Linked DNA regions of Homo sapiens: region 2 is linked to region 1. The links are chromatin contacts, found by Hi-C or POLR2A ChIA-PET in ENCODE. All regions are on one chromosome and are shown on one strand. The core of a region is the stretch at or near the end of the contact, and the rest is flanking DNA. Distances in the headings are between cores, read along the strand shown. Region 1 overlaps TMOD3 (tropomodulin 3). Region 2 overlaps LOC112268150 (a long non-coding RNA gene).

What was found. A loop is a pair of places that touch in the nucleus more often than their neighbours do. ChIA-PET counts read pairs that join two places held with the same protein, here RNA polymerase II (POLR2A). Pooled maps may share reads with other maps.
Region 2: POLR2A ChIA-PET joins it to region 1 with 17 read pairs in Panc1. The contact joins two enhancer-like sites. A Hi-C loop is called at or near these places in 2 of 50 pooled maps. POLR2A ChIA-PET finds 5 or more read pairs at or near these places in 3 of 52 experiments (MCF 10A, PC-9 and Panc1).

What each region holds. Positions count from the first base shown.
Region 1 is chr15:51,844,809-51,848,060 of GRCh38, reverse strand. All of the region lies in intron 1 of TMOD3 (tropomodulin 3), which reads right to left. Among named protein-coding and RNA genes, the nearest start is that of TMOD3, 17 kb to the right of the region's middle. Within about 2 kb of position 1,445, at least 7 of the 41 ENCODE cell types and tissues checked have a DNase peak (open chromatin) inside an H3K27ac peak, as active enhancers do.
Region 2 is chr15:52,070,138-52,073,389 of GRCh38, reverse strand. The region is part of intron 1 of LOC112268150 (a long non-coding RNA gene); the gene reads left to right. Among named protein-coding and RNA genes, the nearest start is that of BCL2L10, 41 kb to the left of the region's middle. Within about 2 kb of position 1,614, at least 6 of the 41 ENCODE cell types and tissues checked have a DNase peak (open chromatin) inside an H3K27ac peak, as active enhancers do.

The DNA.
Region 1 (3,252 bases), core at 196-2,695:
CAGATGGAGCTGTGTCCTGAAATGATAGAAATGCAAGGCAGCTCTCTAGGGCCTCTTTTATAATGGCATGAATCCTACTCATGAAGGCTCTATCCTCACGACCTACTCACCTCTCAAAGGCCCCACCTCCTAATACCATCATATTGGTGATTAGGTTTCAGCATATGAATTTTAGGAAGGTACAGACATTCAAACCGTAGCAATACCCACCACGCTCAAAGCACTGTATTGGCACACATATTTACCTTCTAAAAAATGCCCATTTTATTTTAGTTGTATATAACGTATATTACTTTGATAGCAAATGGAGGAGGATAGAGATGGGGTCTTGCTTTGCCCAGACTGGTCTCTTGGCTTCAAGTGATCCTCCTGCTTCAGACCCTCAAAGTGCTGGAATTATAAACGTGAGCCACCATGCCTGTCTAAGACTTTTTTAAAGGAAATATACTGGATGCTAAATTTATCCTTTTGTTTGGTTCACTGATTCTTCTATATAATGAAGCTTAAAAGACAGTATTTTAATAATTTTTGTGGCGTTTTGGGGATGCTACGGTTTGTTGACTCAGATATTAGCACAGCTCAGTGAGATAGCTGCTTTGCACACAGTAGTTGAAAAAATAGTGGTTGATTATTCTGTGTAAAAGTCCCATGGAAACTAATCAACCTAAGTAGCCCTGTCTTTCCTGCCATTGCTACCAATGCCATCTTGCATTTTAAAAAATGAAATTTATAGATTGCAGAGAAAATAGTTTGAAATCTGAAGGCAGTGCAGAAAAACTTGTTAGGGCTAGAATAAAGAAGAGATGTAATTAGAAGCAGATCACGGAGGACTACCTTAAAGTAGAAAGTAGCCAGATTAGTTCTGTGATTATTACAAGAAAATACTTGACAGGTTATTCATACCACTTCAAAAACAATCTTTCAACAAGACCCTGCTGAGAGACTTCGTGGCTCTCTTGTAGGTGCCCCACTTCCTTTTCTGACGAATAGTAGCAAACCAGCTCCCAGTTCTGTCCCACCTCCCCTTTTTCTTCTTCTTAGTGGAGCTGCAGCATCAGAGACACAGGGCAAGGTCAAAGAGGAACCCACTCTGTGCATACCAAAGATGGATGCCAAAATAGCCACACCCTTAGCATACCCAGTTTCTCAGCACCAAATGTTTTTCAGTTTTTAATTTTTTGGTTTGTTTGTTTAATAGACTGGGTAGACTGGGAAATGTTTTTTCCCAGTTGTTGCAAACTCAAAATATCTTTAAAAAAAAGAAATGACATCATACGAACAAGTCTCTGATGGTAATAAGGTTACAGAGTTCTTTATCTCTGCTGGTTAACTGAAAAAGAGACTTCTACCAGTCCTACTGTGAACAAAACCAAATATGATATGAAGTGGCTTACAGGGAAAGATTTATCAATGCTCAGCCATCAATCAAAATGCTGAATCCATGCCAAGTGCATAATGGTGAGATTAATCTGAGAGTTTTCTTTCTCTCCCCCAAAGGGAAGTATCACCATGACTCATTTTTCCTCTTGCAAGAATTTTCTTAATCCACCAAGTTAGTAAGCATTGAAGAACACATAAAACCTAAAATAAACTAGGCCAGGTCTAAAAGAAATCATGCTGAGAGCAAGTTGAATGTTACGCAGTGAACAAAAGGTATTATTTTTCCTCAGTTTCAATCCTTCCAAATTTCCTGGGCTTCAAACTAGATTTGTTTTTTGTTTTGTTTTGTTTTGTTTTGTTTTGAGCCTGTTACCCAGGCTAAAGTGTAGTGGCATGAACATGGCTCATGGCAGCCTCAAACTCCCGGGCTCAAGCAATCCTCCCACTTCAGCCTCTCAAGTAGCTGGGACAATAGGTGCGTGCCACTATGTCTGGCTAATTTTTATTTTTGTATTTTTTTTTTTTTTGGTAGAAATGGGGTTTTACCATGTTGCCCAGGCTGGTCTCAAACTCCTGGGCTCAAGTAATCCATCTGCCTCTGCCTCCCAAAGTGCTGGGATAACAGGTGTGAGCCACTGCGCTCAGTCAGTAGTGTACTTTTAAATTTTAATGGAAAAATCTTCAGTCTTAAAAATAGATTTTTAAAAGTTTTTAATTTTAGCTAGATTATATAACTGAAGCTCCCTTTCTTTGCTAGAATAAGGAGAATTTTCTGTACCTTCTGACTCCTTGATTGATTACTCCGAAGTCCTTCTCCAAGCTCTATAACAAACTGTGACAAACCTATGTAATTAATAGGATTCAATTATCACCAGAGGAGGAAAAACAAACAAAACCCAGAGGAAACCAAAATTCTTTCCTTGTTTTATTTTTTGAGACAGAGTCTCCCACTATCACCCAGGCTGGAGTGATGACAGCTCACTGCAGCCTCGACCTTCTGGGCTCAAGCGATTCTCCCACCTCAGCTTACTGAGTAGCTGGGACAACAAGTGTGTGCCAACCATGCCCAGCTAATTTTTAAATTTTTTGTAGAGATGAGGTCTCACTATGTTGCCCAGGCTGGTCTAAAATCCTGAGCTCAAGCGATGTTCCCACCTCAGCCTCCCAAAGTACGGAATTACACATGTGAGCCACTGTGCCTGGCTGGAACCAAAATTCTTCAGGAGAAAAAGTCTAGCACTTAGTTAGCTCCCAGCATCAGACTGAGGGTGAGCGGATCTATGGACTTAGGGGTTCTGACTTTAATCTCTTCTTAGTTTCCTGGGCTAGATGAAGAATAGCTAAAATATAGTCCTGGTTCTGACAGGTGGCTCTTCCACGTCCATGACAAACACGGCAAATCAAACAGCCTTTTTTTCACTGAGCACAGATCCTCCCTCAGTCCTTAGGCAGCTACTACCAGTAGATGAGACTTGGCAAAGGTTGAAACCTAGTCATTTCATCCCTGAGCCTGATGGACTCAGGTCTCTTCTAATTCTAATTGTCTATGATTTTAAGGAAACACCATTTAACCCAATCTTGGGGGAAAAAAATACTGACTTGCCCTCATCACTGCCAAGGTGAACAATGTATAAGTAAAAAGGAAAAATATGAAAGCTGAATCATGCTAGATATGTACATACAAAAGCTGAAATACTGCAGGAAAGTGACTTGAAAAACAAGAACCAGATAGACTTAAAAAATGAACAAAGTAAATAATGAAGTCAAGCATGAGCCAATGTTGTTAAGTAGTAGAGGGGAAAAAAAAGTTAACAGTAGTATGACCGTATTAATAAATGCTTTCCTGAAAACTCACCAAATAAAGCAAACTTA
Region 2 (3,252 bases), core at 365-2,864, 230 kb before region 1:
GAATCACATGGTCAGGAGATCAAGACCATCCTGGCTAAACGGTGAAACCCCGTTTCTACTAAAACTACAAAAACTTAGCCGGGCGTGGTGGCGGGTGCCTGTAGTCCCAACTACTCAGGAGGCTAAGGCAGGAGAATGGCGTGAACCCGTGAGGGAACCCGGGAGTGCAGTGAGCCAAGATCACACCACTACTGCACTCCAGCCTGGGTGACAGAGCGAGACTCCGTCTCAAAAAAAAATAAGTAGTGCCAGGCACAGTGGCTCATATCTGTAATCCCAGCACTTGGAGGAATGCTTAAGACTAGGAGTTTGAGACTAGCCTGAGCAATATGGTGAGACCCTGATGCTACCAAAAAAAAAAAAAAAAAAAAAAGGGACACCTGTTTTAGAAGATTACCTGGGAGTAGTGGCACACACCTGTAGTCCCAGCTACTCGGGAGGCTGAAGCAGCCAATATCACTTGAGCCCAGGAGTTCAAGGTTGCAGTGAGCTATGATCGTGCCATTATATTCCAACCTGGGTGACAGAGTGAGACCCTGATTCTAAAAAAATTAAAATTTTAAAATCAGTAAGCTGGGTGCAGTGGCTCACACCTGTAATCCCAGCACTTTGGGAGGCTGAGGTAGGCTGATCACTTGAGGTCAGGAGTTGGAGACTAGCCTGGCAAACATGGTGAAACCCCGTCTCTACTAAAAATATAAAAATTAGCCAGGCGTGATGGCACGACCCTGTAATCCCAGCTACTTGGGAGGCTGAGGCAGGAGAATCACTTAAACCCAGGAGGCAGAGGTTGCAGTGAGCTGAGATTGCTCCATTGCACTCCATCCTGGCTGACAGACTCTGTCTCAAAAAAAAGACAAGTTGGTAACATCAATGCCTGGAGGACCCCAGTAGGTCTGGCTGGAGAAGCAGTGCCCTACAGAATAATATGTCTGACAACTGACTATAAGAAAAATAAGCAGGAAGAGATAATTTATTGCCATGTGTTGCAGGTACATTTGGAGACAGCCAGCTAAAAATGATTCTCCTACCTGCCTTCCATTCCCTATCAACAAGGGTTGACTCCCAATAGCAGCAGCAATCCCTCAACATAACCCTGCCACCTGGCCATAGCTAACTAGACTAGTGGGAGGGCCAATATGATTTGCTTTCAGAGAAACCTTGAATTGGGAGAGAGAAATAGGCAGAGGGATGGACAGACAGAAGAACTCTATATAGCTGGAGGGTTACCATTTGAAGTTGAAGCTGTAAGTAACCGTCTTCTAGCCACTGTTGGGATCAGAAGCCCAGCTGGCTGAAAAAGAACAGAGCAGAGATGAGATGCAGAGTCCTGCTTGGGCTGCTGGTGCTCCCCCACCCCTGGCCTGGTTCTGGTTCTTCCTGAGATCCAGTTCTTGGGCTCCACAAATCACACTTGAATCCTGAGAAATTTACTGTTTTTGCAAAGGCTACCGTGAGGTGGTTTCTTTTGCCGCAGATCCTGAGTTAGATGTATAATCTAGGCTTGGTTCAGCTGGCAGGGCTACGAATAGCAATAGCGCAGAGGCAGTTGAAAACCAAACTGCATGGCGCTGTCTTAACTGGGTCACGAGTATGTTGTGCAATCCTAACAGGTACAGTCAACCCAGCAAGGAGAACAGGGAAGCAGTTGAGCAGCTGACTCAGGAGCAGTACAATCGTTCACCTAAACTGCACCTACACGCGACAATGCAATTAAGGATAATAAACCAGCCCAACCAGCCTTACATATTCCGAGAATTTCTAACTGCTCTTGGGATTGCAACTTGGAGCTTGCTGGTTCAGGAGAGTGACATCTAAGGAATCCCAAAGTTAGATAACCCTTTGCAAATTACACAAAGTTGGAGAACTACGAATACTATAACCCAAAAACTAATAAGCAAACCCCAGCCCTATCTACAGAGCTTCACTGTTCCAGAGCACCATCATTCCAGAGGGAATTTACAAACGAGACAGTCAGCATTAGTTTCCTTCATGCCTTCATTCAGTAAACACAGTGTGCTCACCATGTCCCACACCCTGTGTCAGGGGCTGGGGATAGAGCCAAAGTTCCTGCTTCAAGAAGCTTATATTCTAACAGGGGAAGACAATCTGTAAATAAAGATATATCACATCAGTGGTTATGTGCTGGAAGGCAAAATCAAGCGGGGCAGGGGCATATGAGTGATGGGATGCATGCTATTTTATATGCGCTGGTCAGGCACAGCCTCTGTGATAAAGTGACATTTGAGCAAAAACTTTTTTTTTTTTTTTTTTTTTTTGAGATGGAGTCTCACTCTATCGCCCAGGCTGGAGTGCAATGGCGCTATCTCTGCTCACTGCAAGCTCTGCCTCCTGGGTTCACGCCATTCTCCTGCCTCAGCATCCCGAGCAGCTGGGACTACAGGCGCCCGCCACCACGCCCAGCTAACTTTTTGGTAGAGATGGGGTTTCACCGTGTTAGCCAGGATGGTCTCGATCTCCTGACCTTGAACAAAAACTTCTAATGAGGGAGGGAGGGAGTGATGCAGCTCTCTGGGCCAAGAGCTTTCGAGGCAGCCAGAAGAACATGTAAGAAACCCTAAGGTGGGAGCAACTGTGGCCCAGTGCTGTTGAAGCCATGCAAGCGCAGGAGGGGGCAGTGGAGAGGTGCCTGTGAGCCTCGGTAAAGACATTGATATTTACCCTCAGGAGGGGGAGTCATTCAAATTTTGAGAAACTAGAGGAGTGATGTGGTTTGACTTAGGACTTACAAGGATGACTCTGCTGTACTGACCATAAACTGCATGGTGGCCAGTTAGGAGGCTATTGGCATGGTCCAGCAGACTGGGATGGTGGACTGGATCACAAGGCAGCGATAGAGATGGTGAAAAGTGGTCAGATTCTGGATATGGCCATGGGATTCACTGATGGATTGGATGTGAGTTTTCAGAGAAAGGAGTCTAAGATGACTCCAAGGCTTTTGGCTTCTAAATGAAGATGCTTGTTCTGGGGGGTGGGGTGGGGGAAGCAATTGCAGACTCATGGGCTCAGTCTAGTCTTTTGGAGTCTGAGAGCTGCTACACTTAATTTGTTTGGGCAATGGTTTGACTGGTGAGAAAGGACCAGAAGCTGGAGCCAAAAGTTGGATAGAGCTGGTGGGCACTATGGCTAGAGCAAGAAGCCATCTGTAGGTCAAGGCCAGAAGTTTAGATTGATAGGAGAATGCAATACTGAAGGCAGCGTCAAGGTCAGAATCCAGTGTTCAGTACAATT